Linked DNA regions of Homo sapiens: region 1 is linked to region 2. The links are chromatin loops, found by intact Hi-C in ENCODE. Cell type or tissue: MCF 10A. All regions are shown on one strand. Links, peaks and the distances in the headings refer to the core of each region. The heading gives the core; the rest is flanking DNA.

The links. A loop is a pair of places that touch in the nucleus more often than their neighbours do. Peaks named below come from ENCODE experiments on the same cell type or tissue, not always from the same donor. Only the 100,000 strongest peaks of a DNase experiment are listed, where the experiment ranks them.
Region 1: it touches region 2 in a loop (6-fold over the local background); 3 of 110 quality-filtered maps call a loop at or near these places.

Annotation. Positions count from the first base shown.
Region 1 is chr15:88,874,798-88,884,548 of GRCh38, reverse strand. It overlaps HAPLN3 (hyaluronan and proteoglycan link protein 3), which reads left to right. Exons shown (of 5, transcript NM_178232.4): 3 at 2,824-3,192; 4 at 5,280-5,582; 5 at 6,293-7,255. The coding sequence ends at 6,579. ACAN (aggrecan) reads right to left here. Exons shown (of 19, transcript NM_001369268.1): 19 at 9,196-9,751. Among named protein-coding and RNA genes, the nearest start is that of HAPLN3, 16 kb to the left of the region's middle. RefSeq lists an enhancer at 5,424-5,999. In MCF 10A, for the core only: a CTCF peak has its summit at 5,686 (motif pointing left); a DNase peak (open chromatin) is centred at 5,668.
Region 2 is chr15:88,655,201-88,664,631 of GRCh38, reverse strand. ISG20 (interferon stimulated exonuclease gene 20) reads right to left here. Exons shown (of 4, transcript NM_002201.6): 4 at 8,149-9,217. The coding sequence ends at 9,101. Among named protein-coding and RNA genes, the nearest start is that of ISG20, 21 kb to the right of the region's middle. RefSeq lists an enhancer at 7,606-7,655. In MCF 10A, for the core only: a CTCF peak has its summit at 7,079 (motif pointing left); DNase peaks (open chromatin) are centred at 4,881, 5,181 and 7,071.

The sequences.
Region 1 (9,751 bases), core at 2,946-7,945, 220 kb before region 2:
TCTGTCACCTGGGCTGGAGTGCAGTGGCGCGATCTCGGCTCACTGCAAGCTCTGCCTCCTGGGTTCACGCCATTCTCCTGCCTCAGCCTCCCGAGTAGCTGGGACTACAGGCATCCGACACCATGCCTGGCTAATTTTTTGTATTTTTAGTGGAGATGGGGTTTCACCGTGTTAGCCAGGATGGTCTCGATCTCCTGACCGCCTGATCCGCCCGCCTTGGCCTCCCAAAGTGCTGGGATTACAGGCGTGAGCCACCGTGCCCGGCCTACAAGCACTACTTTAATGAGATTTGCGGAATTTAAAAAACTTAAACTTCCTACTCATAGTTTCACTACACTACCAGGCCAACATTTCATTTTTGTCTTTCCCTTTTGTCCCTGAATATGTAAGCAAAGTCATATATAATCCCCCCACCCAGGGGAACCACTGTTAACTTTTTAGGTATCTCTTTCTAGCCTTTTCTTTTTTTTTTTTTTGAGACAGGGTCTCACTCTGTCACACCAGTGCAGTGGTGTGATCTCGGCTCACTGCAACTTCTGCCTCCTGGGCTCAAGAGATCCTTCCACTTTAGCCTCCTGAGTTAGCTGAGACTACAGGCGTGCACCACTGTGCCCAGCTAATTTTTGTATTTTTAGTAGAGATGGGGCTTCACCGTGTTGGCCACGCTAGTCTCGAACTCGTGGCCTCAAGTGATCTGCCCGCCTTGGCCTCCCAAAGTGCTAGGATTACAGGCGTGAGCCACTGCACCTAGCTGAGCCATTCTTTTATGATTTAGAAAACTTTCTCCAACAAAAACCAGCTCATGTCATACATGTGATTTTTGTATTCTCCCTTATCACCTCATAGAATAGAACTCGTTTTCTAAGTCAATGATTGAATGTACATCTACCAGATTATTTTACATGGCTGTATAGTATTTTATCATATGGATGTACATTTTCATTTTATTCAGGTTAAAGCTTCAAAGGTAGTTTACTTAAGAGAGTTGGGAAGAACCAAGGAAGTGGCCCCTAAATGATAGCCCTGCTTCATATTTATTGGACACTTTCTGTGTGCCAGGCATCCTGCCTTACCTGATTTGAACCTTACCACAGCCCTCTGTAGGGACTGTAATTAACCCATTCTACAAATGGGGAAGCTGAGTCTTGACTTCCCTGGATTACACAGCTGGGAAAAGGTGGAACCAAGGGCAAGCCCGAATTGCCTGACTCCAAACCTCTGTACCTACTGCCTCTGCAGAGCAGGACAGCTCTAATCTGAATGAGCCTGAAAGTCCCCTGGAGGCTGGACCCCATTCCCAGAGTCTCTGAGGCACTGGGACCCCACAATGTGCATTTCTGACAAATTCCTGGTGATGCTAATGCTGCTGGCCCGAGGGCCACACTTGGAGACTTCTGCATATGGCAATCTGCTACATTAGGTATAGCTCTTTTTTAGCACGATTCCTCTACAGGGAACCTCCCTGTCTGTCTCCTGCTTACCCATGAGGCTGTCCCCTTGCCTCCACCTTTTTAATTAATTAATTTGTTTTTATTTTGTTTTTGGCAACAGAGTCTTGCTCTCTCACCCAGTTTGGAATGCAGTGGTGCGATCATGACTCACTGCAGCCTTGACTTCTGGGCTGAAACAATACTCCCACCTCAGCCTCCCGAGTAGCTGGGACCACAAGCATCTACCACCATACTCAGCTAGTTTTAAAAATTTTTTTGTAGAGACAGGGTCTCACTTTATTGCCCAGGCTGGTCTCAAACTCCTGGGCTGAAGCGATCCTCCTGTCCTGGCCTCTCAAAGTGTTGGGATTATAAGCGTGAACCACCGTGCCTGGCCCCTGTCCCCACCTTGAGTAAATCAAGCATGTCTTGAAGTCTAGACCCAAGAGAATGAATCAGTGAGGTCCCAACAGGGGCTCCCAAGTTAAAGATGAGGCAGCCTTAGCCTATGAACTTGATTCTTTTGTTGCATGTTGAGTTCTGTGTGTATTTGTAACTCTGAGCCGTGAGCGTAGTCTCCTTTAGAAGTTCTGCCCTTAGCTCAGTAGGCTGCTCCGTATTTGGGAAGAGTTATGGTGGACAGCTGGACCAGAGAGTAAAGCCAGGGCTGTGCTGTCCTCTGGCCAGTGTGGTGGGGAAGGAAACTCCGACGGATCCCTATCAGGGCCACTTGTCCTGGCCATGTACCTCATGTGGGGTGGCTCTTGTTGCCTGCTCCATTGGTTAGATTTTATGCATAGCAAACCACCCAAAACTTAGTGACTTCTTTAGGATGACAGCCATTTGTTTAGCTCATGATTCTGTGGGTCAGCATTTTGGAGTGGGCTCCATTTCTTCAGGTCTTGCGGTTGGGTCTTGCAGATGTGCCTGCCCATGGTGGGCAGGTCAGCTGGGGGCTGGTTGCTGTAGGATGGCCTCAGCTGGGGCGCCCTGTCTCTGTTCTGTGTATTCTCTCATCCTCTAGCAGGCAAGCCTGGCCATGTGCTCATGGTGGCTGGCAAAGTCCTAAAAAAAGAGTGGAAGCAGCAAGGCCCCCTGGGACCTATGCTCAGAGCAGGCATGATGGATAACAGTCACTTCCAAGGCATTCAGTTGGTCAAGCAAGTGGCAAGGCCAGCACAGATTCAAGGGGGTGGGGGAATAACTGTCATCTCTTGATGGAAGGAGATGCAAAGTCACATTGCAGAGCATGTGGATACAGGGAGGGGTGGAGCATGGTGGCCATTTTTGCAATCTGAGCCTGTAGGAGCCGTGGATGAGGGTGTGCGGTGGCCCTTGCAGGGGTACAGATGTGCTTCAGCAGGTCTCATCTGCACCCTGTCTCTCCCCCAAGACCTCCTTAATGGAGTGAAGCTGGTGGTGGAGACACCCGAGGAGACCCTGTTCACCTACCAAGGGGCCAGTGTGATCCTGCCCTGCCGCTACCGCTACGAGCCGGCCCTGGTCTCCCCGCGGCGTGTGCGTGTCAAATGGTGGAAGCTGTCGGAGAACGGGGCCCCAGAGAAGGACGTGCTGGTGGCCATCGGGCTGAGGCACCGCTCCTTTGGGGACTACCAAGGCCGCGTGCACCTGCGGCAGGACAAAGAGCATGACGTCTCGCTGGAGATCCAGGATCTGCGGCTGGAGGACTATGGGCGTTACCGCTGTGAGGTCATTGACGGGCTGGAGGATGAAAGCGGTCTGGTGGAGCTGGAGCTGCGGGGTGAGATGCTAACGGGGACTGGGTGACACTGGGACCTGAGAGCAGAGGGGAGAGGACCAGAGAAAACATCCAGACCTCTGTGCTTTAGACATTTAAAAGTACTTAATTCTCAAAACAACCCACATGGAAGCTACTGTTGTGACCCCCATTTTACAGGTGAGAAAACTGAGGCACAGAGAGGTCAAGTAACTTACCTAAGGTCACACAGCTTGTAAACGACAGAGCTGGGGTCTGAACCCAAGCACCCAGCCTCTAGAATCTGTTCCCCTCTACCCGCTGTAATTCACATCTCATTCAGAGAGAGGAAAACCAGAGCTGGTCCCACAGCTTATTAGAGACAGAGCTGAGATTTAAGCAAGGTTAGCGGGTAACACAAGCGAATGAGGCAGCCCACTGTGAGACGATGGGAGTGGTGGGGACTGGGCACACTCCTGAGCCCTTGTCCTGTGCCCAGGGAGCTCCCACACTACTCAGGCCCAGCTGATGATGCCACGCCAGAATGCAGACCCCACTGCCAAATTTTCTGGCTTGACAAGATAAGCTTATATTTTTATGTGAGATCTCCTGATTTTTATGTAAAAACCTCCTTTTTAAAAACAAAACAAAACAAAAAACAAACAAAAAGCCCCCCCAAAACCAAAAACAAAAACCCAGTGCTGTCCAAACCAGCCACACCCTGCAAGCCGGATCTTGTATGTGGGGTCCCTGTTTGATCTTTAATTTGTATTTACCTTCTCTGTCTCTAGGATGGGGCTGTGTGTCCTCACATCTCTCCCACATGTTAGGGAGGCAGTTCGGGGATAGAGGAAGGTGACCTGACTTTAGCCCCAGCCCGTCCCAGCTATGACATGTGGGTAAATGCCTCATCCCCCTTAGAGCCCTGGGCCTCTCAGGTGTAAAATGGGGTATCACAATCTTTCCTCCTTTACCTCCCTCAGAGGCAATGAGGATAAGATGTATGTCCTTAAAATGCGTTCTCTGTCTTTGCCACCAGTGTCCACATGGCTTACATGGTGGCTCAGAGGGGCCGCATTCCTCATTCTTGAAGTTGGGGTGGCAGTGGAGTTGGGGAGAACCTGCAAGAGTCATTGGTCTGGGGTCTGCAGGGGCAGCCTAGAGAAACAGGGAGCCCTCACCCCATTCCCGGGGCTTCAAGGGCTAGGAATTTGGGGTGGAACCAGGCATGAAATAGTCCCCCTGCAAACACACGTAGAGGCTGCAAGCTGACTGTCAGGGCCCATGGGCTTCTCTGCCGCCCAACCTGGCTTTGCCCAGGTGCCTGGCTTCCGGCCCTGGTGAGATCGGAGGTTTGGGGCTCAGGCTGTTCCTGGGTCCTTGGCCACACGGAGGAGATTCCAAAGTGTCCTTCCCAGACCCCTAGGGTCACCTCCACTCCCTAAGGTTTCATTGACTTGGTAGAGACTACATCTCAGAAGTTTAAAAACTTTTTATTAGAGTAAAATTTCAAACACGAACATATCTTTTCAGGGCCTGTGGCCTCTATCAGACCCTGACCACAAGGAGAGAAACCGCCTGCCCCAGACCTCCCTGCCCTTGAGCCTCCTTTATGGAAGGCCCTTCCCCAACCCTCTCCCCACGGCCTCTAGGGCCTCTCCTTCTCCTGAAAATCATCTGCCACACGTGGAAAGTTCCTTGCATTTTCCTAGGAAATTTCCACATTCATAATAACGTAGACGATCGGGTCCCAGCTAACGAGTGGGGAGCTGGGAGTCAAACCTGGCCCCTAGAGCCCAAAGCCCGGGCCTGTCTGGAGAAGATGGCACAGCCTCACTGGGGGTCTGGCGACAGCCTTGCGGATTAGGTTGGGGACATTGTTGGGGACATTAATGGACTAATTAATTACCTTAACTCATGGATGTTTTCTGAGTACTGCTGTGAACCAGCTGAGTCCCAGGAGAGAGGCGGCAACGGACAGGAGGTCAGAGGTTTGCTGAGTTTTTCTGAGGGATGGTGTATGTGTGTGTGTTGCAGGCAGCACATGTCCCAGTGAAGGTGGGAGGAGAGCGGGGTGTCCAGCCAGCTGGGCCCCTGGCCACCCCCTAAGCTCCTCTTTCCTTCCCCTGCAGGTGTGGTCTTTCCTTACCAGTCCCCCAACGGGCGCTACCAGTTCAACTTCCACGAGGGCCAGCAGGTCTGTGCAGAGCAGGCTGCGGTGGTGGCCTCCTTTGAGCAGCTCTTCCGGGCCTGGGAGGAGGGCCTGGACTGGTGCAACGCGGGCTGGCTGCAGGATGCCACGGTGCAGTACCCCATCATGTTGCCCCGGCAGCCCTGCGGTGGCCCGGGCCTGGCACCTGGCGTGCGAAGCTACGGCCCCCGCCACCGCCGCCTGCACCGCTATGATGTATTCTGCTTCGCTACTGCCCTCAAGGGTGAGTGGAATAGCCAAGCGCGGGCCTGTGGGTTTGGTGGCCACCTGGGACCTGTGAGAGGGCAGCTTCTGGGGAGCTCTGGCCCCCTCTGCTGGCTCTGCTGGTACTGCCACCTGGAGGCCAAGAGCACCAGCCACCCTAGAAGCAGCATCTGGTTGAGTTTTGAGTGCTTTGCTGCTGCTGCGTTATGCAGGGCATAAATCATTGGTTTCTTCATTCATCAAATGTTTACTGAGTGCCTACCATATGCTGGGGCCTAGACTAGGCTCTCGGGAATCACAGACGAATAAAACACAGCCTGTCTTCACAAAGCAGCTCATTTCGTAGGAAGATGAACAAGTAAAAACAGAAACTGGTTCAGTGTCATATGCCAAGCCCTTGGAAAAGTGTCTGACACATAGTAGGTGTTCAGTAAATGACCGAATGGGCAAGAGACTCTGACTGGTCCAGCCTAGGTGGGGTGCCCACCCACCTAAATAGGGAAGGGTGGTGGGGGAGTGCAGACATGTCTGGAGGGACCTGGGTTCTATGGCAGGTGGGACAGAGCTCTCTGGGACAGGGTGAAGATTAGAAAGTGTTCTCTGCAGATGCCTGCAGTATGGTAGCTCCCTGGGCTCAGACGGGTCTTTGGGGCTGGCATCTCTGCAGACCCCGCTGTGCTCTCTGGCTGCCCCCTGCGCTGTACGGCACTCACGCCCCCTTTCCCCCAGGGCGGGTGTACTACCTGGAGCACCCTGAGAAGCTGACGCTGACAGAGGCAAGGGAGGCCTGCCAGGAAGATGATGCCACGATCGCCAAGGTGGGACAGCTCTTTGCCGCCTGGAAGTTCCATGGCCTGGACCGCTGCGACGCTGGCTGGCTGGCAGATGGTAGCGTCCGCTACCCTGTGGTTCACCCGCATCCTAACTGTGGGCCCCCAGAGCCTGGGGTCCGAAGCTTTGGCTTCCCCGACCCGCAGAGCCGCTTGTACGGTGTTTACTGCTACCGCCAGCACTAGGACCTGGGGCCCTCCCCTGCCGCATTCCCTCACTGGCTGTGTATTTATTGAGTGGTTCGTTTTCCCTTGTGGGTTGGAGCCATTTTAACTGTTTTTATACTTCTCAATTTAAATTTTCTTTAAACATTTTTTTACTATTTTTTGTAAAGCAAACAGAACCCAATGCCTCCCTTTGCTCCTGGATGCCCCACTCCAGGAATCATGCTTGCTCCCCTGGGCCATTTGCGGTTTTGTGGGCTTCTGGAGGGTTCCCCGCCATCCAGGCTGGTCTCCCTCCCTTAAGGAGGTTGGTGCCCAGAGTGGGCGGTGGCCTGTCTAGAATGCCGCCGGGAGTCCGGGCATGGTGGGCACAGTTCTCCCTGCCCCTCAGCCTGGGGGAAGAAGAGGGCCTCGGGGGCCTCCGGAGCTGGGCTTTGGGCCTCTCCTGCCCACCTCTACTTCTCTGTGAAGCCGCTGACCCCAGTCTGCCCACTGAGGGGCTAGGGCTGGAAGCCAGTTCTAGGCTTCCAGGCGAAAGCTGAGGGAAGGAAGAAACTCCCCTCCCCGTTCCCCTTCCCCTCTCGGTTCCAAAGAATCTGTTTTGTTGTCATTTGTTTCTCCTGTTTCCCTGTGTGGGGAGGGGCCCTCAGGTGTGTGTACTTTGGACAATAAATGGTGCTATGACTGCCTTCCGCCATCCCCAGCCCTTTTCTGTGTCTCCATCTCGTTCGGTCTCAGGGCGCAGCCCCCTGCCTGGTGGGTGTGGTGGGGGCAGTTCTAGCCCAGGCTTCATAGGTTGGCTGGGTCAGGTCCCTGGGGTGAACAGGGAACTCTGCGGGCTGGTTCTAGCCTTGCCTGCTCAATGGTTCACCCGGTCCTGGGTGCTGGCCTAGTGGCAGAGGACCTGGCTTCTGTCTTCACCATCCCCACCCCTTGGCAGTGCGTCTGTCTGTGTGAGGCTCAGCAGAAGAGCCAGAGGTGTCTGTCAGAAGACAGAGGAGGCTACGCCCTCCAGAGGACCTCAGAGGCCAGGGATCTAGGGGCCAGTGCTCCGTGTGCCTCACCCTCTGCCTCCCACTCCCACCCCCGCCTCAGGAAACTTGACTTGTTGCCTTGCGCAGGAACGCCTCTGCCACTCACCAACCAGTTATTCCTTCGGTTCTTCCCTTAGCTCAGTGCTCCTCATAGTGTGGTCGGCAGCATCAGCATCACTGGGATCTTGTTAGAAGTGCAAATTCCTGGGCCCCAGCAGAGACCTGCTGAGTCAGAAAGTCTGGGGTGTGGACCGGCACCCTCTGTTGTCACCAAAGCCCTTTAGGTGATTCTGATGCACGTTCAAGTTTGAAAACCACTGACAGTCGCACCACCAACTAATCAGTTAATGAAGTAATGATTGAGCGCCTACTATGTGACCAGTGCTGTACACTCTACTTTGGCCCACTGTTCTTTCTAGAGGTAGAGATGCAAGTATGTATATATATACGAACAAACAGCTGTACACACGCCCACGCCTGAAAAGATACCAGGACCCAGGAACTCACACTGGCCTGCAAGAACCAACACACACACATATTCACACAGACTCAATGGCGTGTCCAGCGACTGTGACGAGGGAGGCGTCTGAGGAGGTGGCACTGGTGGAAGGATACTGCCTGGCATGCGTGTGTGGGCTCAACTCTCAAGGTTTGTCAGGGGAATCCGTAAACAATTAGAATTGTTTTCATTGCTATTCTACAGTGTACTTTTTTTATTTTTTATTTATTTTTTATTTTTTTGACAGAGTCTTGCTCTGTTGCCCAGGCTGGAATGCAGTGGTGCGATCTTGGCTCACGGCTCACTGCAACCTCCACCTGCCGGGTTCAAGCAATTCTCCTGCCTCAGCCTCCCGAGTAGCTGGGATTACAGGTGCATGCTGCCATGCATGGCCAATTTTTGTATTTTTTTAGTAGAGACAGGGTTTCACCATGTTGGCCAGGCTGGTCTTGAATTCTTGACCTTGTGATCCACTGGCCTCAGCCTCCCAAAGTGCTGGGATTCCAGGCGTGAGCCACTGTGCCCGGTCTCTATAGTGTACTTAAGGGCAGGATGCCCAGACCTTTTTGCTAGTAGCTGGCAAGCAGTTTACCTTGAAAATGTGTAAGCAAGATTCACTGTTCTCAGACTGTCTGCAGTTTGTTTTTTCCTTCCCTTCTTATAAATCCTGATTTTTGCCTCTGTTCTTGGATTCAGTCTACCAACCCACCAGAGCAGTGTGATCACAAAGAACCAAAGCATGCAAGGTGACCAGATGTCTGGCTTGAGTTGCTCTTTGACAGTGCCCACTTGTAAATCCATATGGCACCGACTGACGCATGTCACACGTGACAGGCACAGCCAGGTACACACATGTAGAGACATATCACATGTGCTTACATGCAGATCATCTACCAAACACATTGGGACCCTAGGAAAAATAAAGCACGACAGATGTGACTGTCCTAGGCGCTCTGAACAGACCAGAGTCACAGAGTCACACCAATTTGAGATCATTTGATCAAAACCTGTCTCCACTGCCACCATTCCTAAGACCCCTTTGGGGGACTCCGGGTCATGATTGCCTTCTTCTTAAATTAAAAGAGGGAAAAGAAAAGAGATAGATCTCTTCCAATGTCTTTATTATTATTATAATATTATAATCTTCAGTTTTCAAAAATATAAATAGGTGCACGGAACCCTGGTGCCTGCACGGTCCCGGGGGCGGGGGTGGGGAGGGGAGAAGGTTGGGCGGCACCCCCCACTGGGCAGGAAGTGCCCCCAGCAGCCCTGCCGAGTTGCCACCTGTTAGGGTGGCAGACCCAGGTGAGAGAGAGGACACTGAAAGAGGGACCCTTGGAGGGAACCCAACTCCCAGGCAGCGGAGGTCCCTCTGATGGCTCTCTCCTGCCGGCTTACCCTCGGCAGGAGGCAGGAACCCACCCCTCTCCCCCAAGGCTTTTCCCTCATACAGATGGTGTAGCCCTCCTGGCTCCTTCTCATCCAATACATTCAGCTGCGGTTCCGAGTTCTTCCTGCTCTCAGGCCTCTGCTCCTTCCAGCTCCTTTGGAGCCCTCCTCCCTCCTCCCTAGCTCTCCCTGGAGGTGAAATAACCAACGATTGCACTGCTCTTGGATAAAGTCAGGAAACAAAAATAATCTTCTTTATTTAACTTAACCC
Region 2 (9,431 bases), core at 4,432-9,431:
CCATATACGCATTAGGGGGCACCCCAAACCCAGTAATGCTGTGGCTCATACAGACTCACAGAGGTACTGCCTTGGCAGTCTTGAATAAGATCTGGAAGAGTTCTCTGGATTACCAGGCAGAGGCTCTTGTTCTCTTCTCTTACTTTCTCCCAAACAAATAGAGCCTCTTTGTCTGTGCCACGCTGCCTGGAGCTGGGGGAGGTGTGACACAGCACCTGTGTAGCTACTACCACTGAGACTGCACTGGGACAGATCCGAAGCCAGCACAGCACTGGGTCTCGCCTAAGCCTGTGGTAATCACTGCCTATGTTCGTCCAAGGCCCTAGTGCTCTACAATCAGCAGGTGGTAAAGCCAGCCAGGCTTGCGTCCTTTCCTTCAGGATGGTGAGCTCCTCTTGGCCCTGGGCAGGTCTAGAGATGCTCTCTGGGAGCCAGGGCCTGGAGTTGGAAACCTTAGGAATCTACCTGATGCTCTATTCCACTGCAGCTGAGCTAGCATCCAAGCCACAAGACAAAGTCCTTCCCACCCTTCCCTTCCCATTCCACAAGTAGAGGAGTCTCCCCCCATGGCTGCCATCATCCCAGGCCTGTGGTGAGTACAACTTGGCTACCACTGATATTCACTTAAGGCCTGAGAGCTCTTCAGTCAGCTTGTGGTGAATGATACCAAGCCTGAGATTTTCCCATCAGGGCAGTGGGCTATCCTCTGGCCCAGGGCAGGTCCAGAAATGTCAAGACCCATAGCAAGTATTGCCTGGGTATCATTGTGGATTATTCAGGGCCCAAGGGCTCTTTAGTAAGCAGGTGATGGATCCTGACAGGACTGGGTCCTTCCCTTCAAAACGGCAGTTTCCCTTCTGGCCCAAGGTGTATCTAGAAATGTTGTCTGGGAGCTAGGGCCTAGAATGGAGGCCTCAGGACTCTGCCTGGTGCCCTATCCTACTTTGGCCAAGCTAGTACCCAAGTTGCAAGACAAAGTCCTCTTTACTCTTCCCCCTCTTCTCCTTAAGTGGAGGAAAAGAATCTCTTCCAGAGCTGCTTGCTGCACTGCCTGGGGCTGGGGCGGGTGGGGGAGTGGTGCAAGCACTTTCTTGGCTTCCCTGGCTGGTGTCTCACTAGGTCATTTGCCCGGCAAATCCACTGGCTCCAAGCCCAGCACAGCACCAAGACTTGCCCAGGAACTGCAGTTCTTGTGGTCTAGGTTGTCTCTCAAGTTTACTTAGAACCCTAGAGCACTTTAGCCCACGATGGCGGGACTTGCTGGAACTCAAGTTCCAACTGCTGGGATGGGTGATTCCCCTCTGGCTAGGGCTGGTCTACATGCTCCCTCCATGGGTGCCAGCTGAGTTCTGCCTGGTGTTGCTTTCCACTGTGACCAGGCAGCATTGAGTTCTAACACAAAGTCCCACAGTCACTGTTTCTCTCCCACCCACAAGTGCAGATTATCTGTCTGCACCACAGGCTGCTGACGGGGAAACGAGGAGGGGATGGCACCAGCAACTCAGGACTATCTTTCCTACCCTCTTCAGTGCCTATTTCAGTGATATGAAGTTAAAACCAGGTACTGTGATCGCTCACCTGATTTTTGGTTTTTATGAAGGTGCTTTTTTGTTCACTTTGGTGTTCCTTTGGGAGGATGATCAGTGAAGGCTTCTACTCAGCCATCTTGCTCCGCCTCCATCTGTCTTCTTTTCTCTTTAACTTTTTGGTCTATTTTCTGGAAGTTTTACACAACTTGATATTTTAATATTTTATTGCATTTAAAATCTATGCTGTACTATTTTTACTTGTGAAGAACATTTTTTGTTCTTTAAATATTCCTTTTTAAGTAGTGATATTTACTTTTTGGATGTAATATATTTGATTTGTTTTCTGATAATATTAATTATGCTCTTTTTCCCCCTTTCTTTCTTTAAAGTGTCCTCCCTGCTTTGTATTTATTCCTTCTCAGTTTTCACCTACTCTTTGTTGGGGTAACTTTCAGGTAGAAACTTTCCTCAAAAGCCTGGTGATCCTTTGCTGGCTATTCATATTGAAGAGTGAGGCACTAAAAGCCTGATTAGGGGATCTGTCTTTGTGTGGAAAGGGCTCATTGACTGTGGGCCTCACTGTAGGGTGATGGAGCAGAAGTCCAGCTGGTTCACTGGGAACCCCAGATAGCAATATCTATAGGTTTTTGCCATTGGCTTGGTCAGTTTCCTCAGAGAGAAATTCTTTTGTCTCACGCCAGGAGGTTAGAGATTAACAGAAGCATTTTGGAGGCACAGTGTGGGAAGCTGTACAGATGTGAGAGGTCTCACTATTCAGAATGCCGTACCTGCCACCACAATCTCCTCTTCCCACCTGCAACTTCTGGGAACTATGAAACAGTTCTCCATGTTTATAATTTTGTCACTTACAGAAATTTTTTTAAGTGGAATCATGCAGTATACACCTTTTGGGATTGACTTTTACACTCAACATAATTCTCTGGAGATTGATCTAAGTTGTTAAGTGTATAAATAGTTTCCCTTTATTATAGTAGCATTACATGGTATGGACACATCACAGTTTATTTAACCACTCACCCATTGAAGGACGTCTGGGTTGTCTCCAGTTTTTTACTATTATGGGTAAAGCAGCTATAAACATCCATGTACAGATTTTTGTGTGAACATATGTTTTTGTTTCTCTTGGATAAATGCCCAGGAATGCAATTGCTGGGTTGTATGGTAGTTGCATGTTTAGTTTTTTATGAAACTCCCATTTTCCAGTATGACTGTTTCTGCGTTTTAAATAAAAACTTAGTTAAACATGGAAGTGTATGTTCAAAGTTCTTTTCCTTCTACTCTTTGAAGATGTTATTCCATTTCCCTGCATTGAATGTTGCTGTTGAGAAGTTAGATATCAATCTCACTCTTACTTCTTTGTAGGTGATCTTTTCCTCTCTGGAAGCTTATAGAACTTTACTTAAAATTTTTTTTCCAGGCTCTACATTAAGGACAAAAGAATTTCATTTTTGACTTTCAGACTTTTAAGATTCCACTGAAATGTATCTAGATGTGAATTTATACTTACAGACTTAGTTGGGAATGCAGTGGATTCTTTCCATATTAACATGCATTCTTTTGTATTATGGGAAATTCTTGGTTATTATTTTTTCAAATATTTTCTCTACTCTGTTTAGTCTTTTGGGGTTTCTAGTATATAGATCTATTGTTGCATTAAAAACTACCCTAAAACTTAATGGCTTAAAACAGTATTAAGCCTTTATTATCTTGTGCAATTTCTTGAGGTCAGGAATCTGGGGTGACTTAGCTGGGTGATTCTGGCTCAGAGTCTCTCAAAGTTGGAGTCAAGATGTTGGTCAAGGCTGCAATCATCTGAAGACTTGGCTGGTGTTAGAGAATCTGATTCCAGGATGGCTCACTCACATGACTGGCAAGTTGATGTTGGCAGTGGCCCTCAGTTCCTGCAAATGTGGACCTCTTTGTAGGATTGATTGGGTATCCCCCCAACATGGCAGTTGGCATACCCCTGAGCAAGGGATTTCAGAGAGAGTAAGAAGAAAGCCACATTGACATTTATGGTCTGGACTTGGAAACTACAATCTGTTAGTTCCTTAATATTCTACCAGTTACACAGGTCTGACCTAGTCAATGTTGTGAGGAGGTGGGTTGACTTCTACACAAGGAAGTGAATATCAGGAGATAGAGATCACTGAGGGCTGTCTTTGAAGCTGGCTACTATAGATCAGAACATTTCTTCTTTTCTATCTCCTGACTTGTCTTTCATTCTCATTTCTTTATCCCTTCCTGATGTCTTTTGGATGAGGTTCTCAACCAAGTCATTTAGCTCAGTAATTTCTCATTTAGCTGTATTCTCTCTGCTATTTAGCCTATGCCACTGGAGTGCAGTAATGCAATCATAGCTCACTGCAGCACTGAACTCCGGGCTCAAGTGATCCTCCATTCTCAGCCTCCCAAGTATCTAGAACCACAGGCATGCACCACCATGTCTGGCTCATTTTTGTATTTTTTTTGTAGAGACAGGGTCTATGTTGCCCAGGTTGGTCTCAAACTCCTGGCCTTAAGTGATCCTCCCACCTTGGTCTCGCAAAGCTCTGGGATTACAGGTATGAGCCACTGCACCTGGCCATCCCAAGTTATTTCAAAAACTAGTTTTTTTTTTTAAACATAAGTGTTGTATTATTTGTGCCTTATGCCCTGCAGGTGTATGCACATGAACATGTTTAAGGGGGTGGAGCGGGGGCAGGTAGCAGCTTGGGGGCAATAGCCAGCTCTTCCTCTACCTTCATTCCCAGGGCCGAGTACAGCCCCCAGCACACAGGAGATGCTGAGTAAACATGCATTGGGAGGAGAACAACATTAATAACAACACAGTGGTTATTGTCTTTTAAGTACTTGTTGTGTGTCCCTATAAACCTACAAGCACCCTCTGAGGTGGGCACTGACATTTCCATTCTGGAGGGACCTCAAGGCTGGAGAGGGGCTCTGGCAGAACTAAGTTCAGGTCTTTCTGCTCTGTTCTAGCCCTAAAATTGGGAGAATGGAATAGGAGAATGAGGAGGGCAGGACATCCATCCCTGAAAGAGGGGACCCGGTCAGTGCCCTAAAACCAAGGGTTCCAAGCAGTGTTCCCTGGGCCTCCCCATGTGCCTGGGAACAGAGGCCTGCAGCTTCTGCCACAAGACAAACATTGCTGGAAATCTGGGTGCTGGGGCTAGGCCAGCGTTTGCCTTTTCCTCCACGTCTCGGCAAAGCTACTCGAAAGTCTCTCATCCCCCAGCAGGAAAAGCATATGTTCTTTCCATATAGAGGAGAAATTGTTCCACCAGTGAGTAAGCCTCTTGGCTGCAGAGCCTGGCCCAGCCCGCAGAACACTGGACAGGAAGCTGGGCTGTGCTGGTTACCACTCCTGGAACTGGGACAGGGCTGGCTGACACCCTTGGAGACAACAATGGGCCTTCGGATGGGGCTGGGGGACAGTGGGGAAGCAGGGGCTGGGATGTGCCTGGAGACATTCAGTGGTTCAGGGTAGGAGGAACGTGAGTACACCCCTGAATAGAAGCCGCACTTTTCTCTATTCTGGCTGAGATGGGCTGGAAGAGGGGACGGAAAAGGGGACTGAGAGGGGCGGGGCAGCCTTTCCAATCCCCTCACTGGGTCAGCCCAGGAGTCTGGGTCTGAGTCAGAGGTGACTCAGGTGTGCTCAGAAAGGTGGGGCCGTGTTTTAGACTGTTATTTCCAGCTACCCAAAAAGTCTCTTTGATGCCTGCACGGTTAGGTGGCAGGCAGTGACTCTTGTCCCTGACACCTTAGTTCATCCTGCCAGTGTCGCAGGTCTTTCCACCAGCCTCAGCTGGATGGTGGATGCTGCTCTTTCCCTCAGCTCACCTGGGTCCTGCTTCTCTCTCCACCTTTTCCCCGTTTGTTAAGGACCCACTGAGAGCGGGGCTTGGGGAGTGTGGGGAGAGAAGGGACAAGGAAGCCAGGTTGTAGGAATGGGTAGGGGGGCAGCTGGCGGGGGGTAGAGGAGAAATCGGGAGGGGTTTCACATAAAAGGAAAACATTGAGAAAATGAGTACATTTAACCTGGAAAGTCAAAGACTCACGGGAGAGGATGGTGACATGAAAACCATTTGAAGATGTGTCACAGGTCACCTCATTAAAGTGGGATTGAATTTCTTGTGGGCGTGAGCTTGAGGGGGACAAACCTTGCTATGCCTAAATCCAGGGCCCCCACCCTCTGAGAAGTGCTTTTGAGAAGTTGATTTTCTGTCCTTGGACACATCCAGGCCAAGGGTAGATGACTCCCAGTCAGAAAGAGTCAGGTATCAGCTGGGAGGTGGACTGGAGTTTAGGTTTCAGACTGGTGGCCTGTGGGCCAGACACAGCCCTGACAATGTGCACAATGGCCAGCACTTGTGCATGGCCGCAGCAAGCTGGGGCTGAGTGGTAACTGCCTGCTCCAGCAAGACGTACACTCCCTGTTCCCCACAGCACAGCTGGTCTGTTTCAGTCATTTATTTTTCAGGACAGGCCCTTGAGACATTTTCATCTGTGACCCTTGGAATAGATGCCTGGAATACACCCACCTTTCTCTCTCTCTAGGTGTACCCTGTAGGCTCAGCTGGGGCAGCTGCAGGAGGAGGAAGTAGTACCTGCTAAGACGCAGGCCCTCCCATCGGCTCAGGGGACACCAGATAGCCTGAGCTGCCTGCCCTGACTGGGACCCCAGATAGGGCTCCCCGTGGGCTAGACATTACCACCTCAATAAACATCGCCTTTCCTTCTCCCATCCTCAAACCTCATCAGAATAAACCCCGCATTTGCTGGCATCGACTCCAATTGTGTTGAGGAGTCTAGAGGGGCAGCCCCAAGGCAGCTCTTGATTTTTAGATCAGTAGTGATGGATGCTGTTTATCAGCCCCTGCCCCTCCTGCCCCGGCCCCCCGCCCAGTGCTGGGCACCCTGCATACAGACTCTCAATCTTCTTTTCAGCCCTGCGTGGCAGGAAAGCCCATATGGTGGCTGCGGATACTGAGTGTCACAGAAGTAAGACACTTGCCCGCCATGACTCAAGCCAGAGCCTCAGCCCAGGTCAGCTGACTCTAAAGCTGGTGCTCTTTCTAGAGCTCTCGTTGCCTGTGTTTTACATGACTGCCGCACCTGCTGCTCTCCGGGGTCCTGCCTGCCTGGGAGTGGGGGTGGTGGGCACCTCCCCGGTTTTCTCTCCCCTCAGGGCATCTAAGCAAGTCGGGCTGGAAATTCCCTTTGAACTGCTCTGACTTCAGGAAACCTGGTTTGTCTCTCCTCTCAAGGAAGCCTGAAGCCATGGACAGAACCTTGGGCTGGGAGTCAGAAAGCCTGGGCTCACCTCCCAGGCCAGGCTGCATCATGCTCCAACCCCTCTCTGAGCCTTAGCATCTGTGGCTGAGTGAAGACTGCCTAGAGCATCCCTGGAGCAGCCCCCTAGGCATTTTTGAAGACACTGTCCCTCACACCTCATCCCAAAATGTTCATTATGCAGGTTCTGCCCTCGAAGCTTTCAGGAGGACAGACGGCCCACGGCCACCACCTGGTGGCCAGTCATAGCCAGACAAGGCCGACGCACCCAGCAGCCTTGAAGGCACGTAAGAAATCATAAAACTGCAGGGGGCTGGGTCATCACCTTGAAACCCTGTGGACAGGGTGGGAGAGAACCCTGTGAGAGTAGATTGCATCTCCCACCTCTTCCAGACACGGGAGGGGGCCCTCCAGCTTCCCAGAGGTCAGTGGCTCAGATGGGAGGCATTGCCATCCTAGGACAGCTGAGGGGAAAAAAACACTTGAGTTTGGGGATCAGGCAGGTCTGGATTGAAATCTCTTGGGTTCTTAACCTTGGTCGAGTCCCTCATCTGTGCAGTGGGCCATTTGGGACCCATCTTGCCGGGCTGTGGACCTCTCTGCATGAACAGGCAGCCAAGGGAGGCGGCATGGGGAGAGGCTGGACCTGTGACTGAGTGCACCTTGGTGGCGCCCAGCCCTGGGGCCAGCTCTCAACTGTGGCTGCACATCCTAACACCTGATGCTTAGGCAGTGCTTCTCTCATAGCATGGCCCCCGGGCCAGCAGCAGCGGGGAACTTGTTAGAATGGGGAACTTGCACATTCTCGAGCTCCACCGCAACCCACTGCATCTGAAACTCTGGGGGTGGACCCAGCACCTGCCAGGTGATGCAGTTGCTCACTGTAGTGTGACAGCACCGTGTTCAGGTGCTGGGATGGTTGAGAAAGCACTGCAGGTGACTCAAAAACCCTAGGACCAGAATCACCTGTGGAGGTTAAAAAAAGGAACAGCTTGGCCAGGTGCGGTGGTGGCTCACGCCTGTAATCCCAGCACTTTGGGAGGCCGAGGTGGGGTGGATCACTTGAGGTCAGGAGTTTGAGACCAGCCTGGCCAACATGGCGAAACCTCATCTTTACTGAAAATGCAAAAATTAGCCAGGTGTGATGGCACATGACTGTAATCCTAGCTACTTGAGAAGCTGAGGCAGGAGAATCGCTTGGACCCAGGAGGTGGAGATTGCAGTGAGCTGAGATCCAGTCACTGCACTCTAGCCTGGGTGACAGAGTGAGACTCCATCTCAAAAAAAAAAATTGCTTGGACACCATTCCAATGATTTTTATTTAGTGGAAGCACTAAATTATTAATTATTATTAAAATAACAAGAATTCTGCCGTTGATTCTAGCGATCAGGGACAGCTCTGGTCCAGACCCTCCTCCCCATACAGGATGCCCTCCCCTCAGAGAGCCGAGCCCCGAAACAGAGTGCGGTGACTCTTCCTGGGGTGCCCTAGATGTGCAGGCAGTCCAGGGAAGAACAATTACTTATCGACACCTGGTGGGTGCTTAAGCTAGGACAGGCATGGTGCTGGGGGCTTTGCCTGCAACATCTCACAAATACCCTACGAGTTGCTAGAATTCTCATTTTACAGATGGAGAAACTGAGAAGTTCAGTAAACCACCTTAGGTCAAACAGCTACTAAATGACAAAGAGGATTCCAACCTACTTCTCTCTGACTCCACAGTTTGTTACCTTTCCTTCCTCATTTTACAAATAGGAGGGGTGACTTGCTCAAGGTTGCCGGGGTGGCACCCTTGACATTTCCTGTACCTTTGCTTCAAAGCCCACAAATGCTGTGGCACCAACTCAAGAGGAGCTGAATGCCACCCCAGGAAATAATGCCACCTCTCTGGGCATAAATGCACCAGGAATAGGGCTGGGATGCAACAGCAAAGGGTGGGATTAGTAATTAAGCCACATGCTACTTAGATTTCCAAGCCACATTTTGGACCCACAGGATTCAAGATATTAAGGAAATTGATACTTGCCCACCTCCCCAGCATAAGACTTCATTCCCTCCTAACATCACACAGAAATGGGTCCTGTCTACTGTTAACCCAGCTTGGAGAGAAGAATAAGAAGAGGACCCAGTGATGGCGTAGAGAAAATATAGAGCCACTTTACTATTAAAAATGTATTTTCCAAAAGCAAGGTAGTTGCTGTCCCAAAAAGCCGAAAGCCTCTAGTCCCTGCGGAACGGGCTGGATGGGGCTTCAGTCTGACACAGCCAGGCGGGGCAGCCCTCGGCGGGCTCGGATTCTCTGGGAGATTTGATAGAGCTCCATCGTTGCCCTCGCATCTTCCACCGAGCTGTGTCCAAGCAGGCTGTTCTGCAGACACAAGTATAGAGTGGGGACTTGGGATGAGGCTGAATTCAGAGGCCCCGTGACAGGGTCTTCCCTGGTCACATCCCGATTTCCAGAGTCCCCAGGTGGGTCAGTGGGTGAGAGTCTCTTGAGGTCTCTGACACTCTGGACTTAGGAGACTCAGCAGGTGGCTGGAGCTGGCCTGCCTTCAGCCCTGGGGCCAGTGGCACGAAAGCCA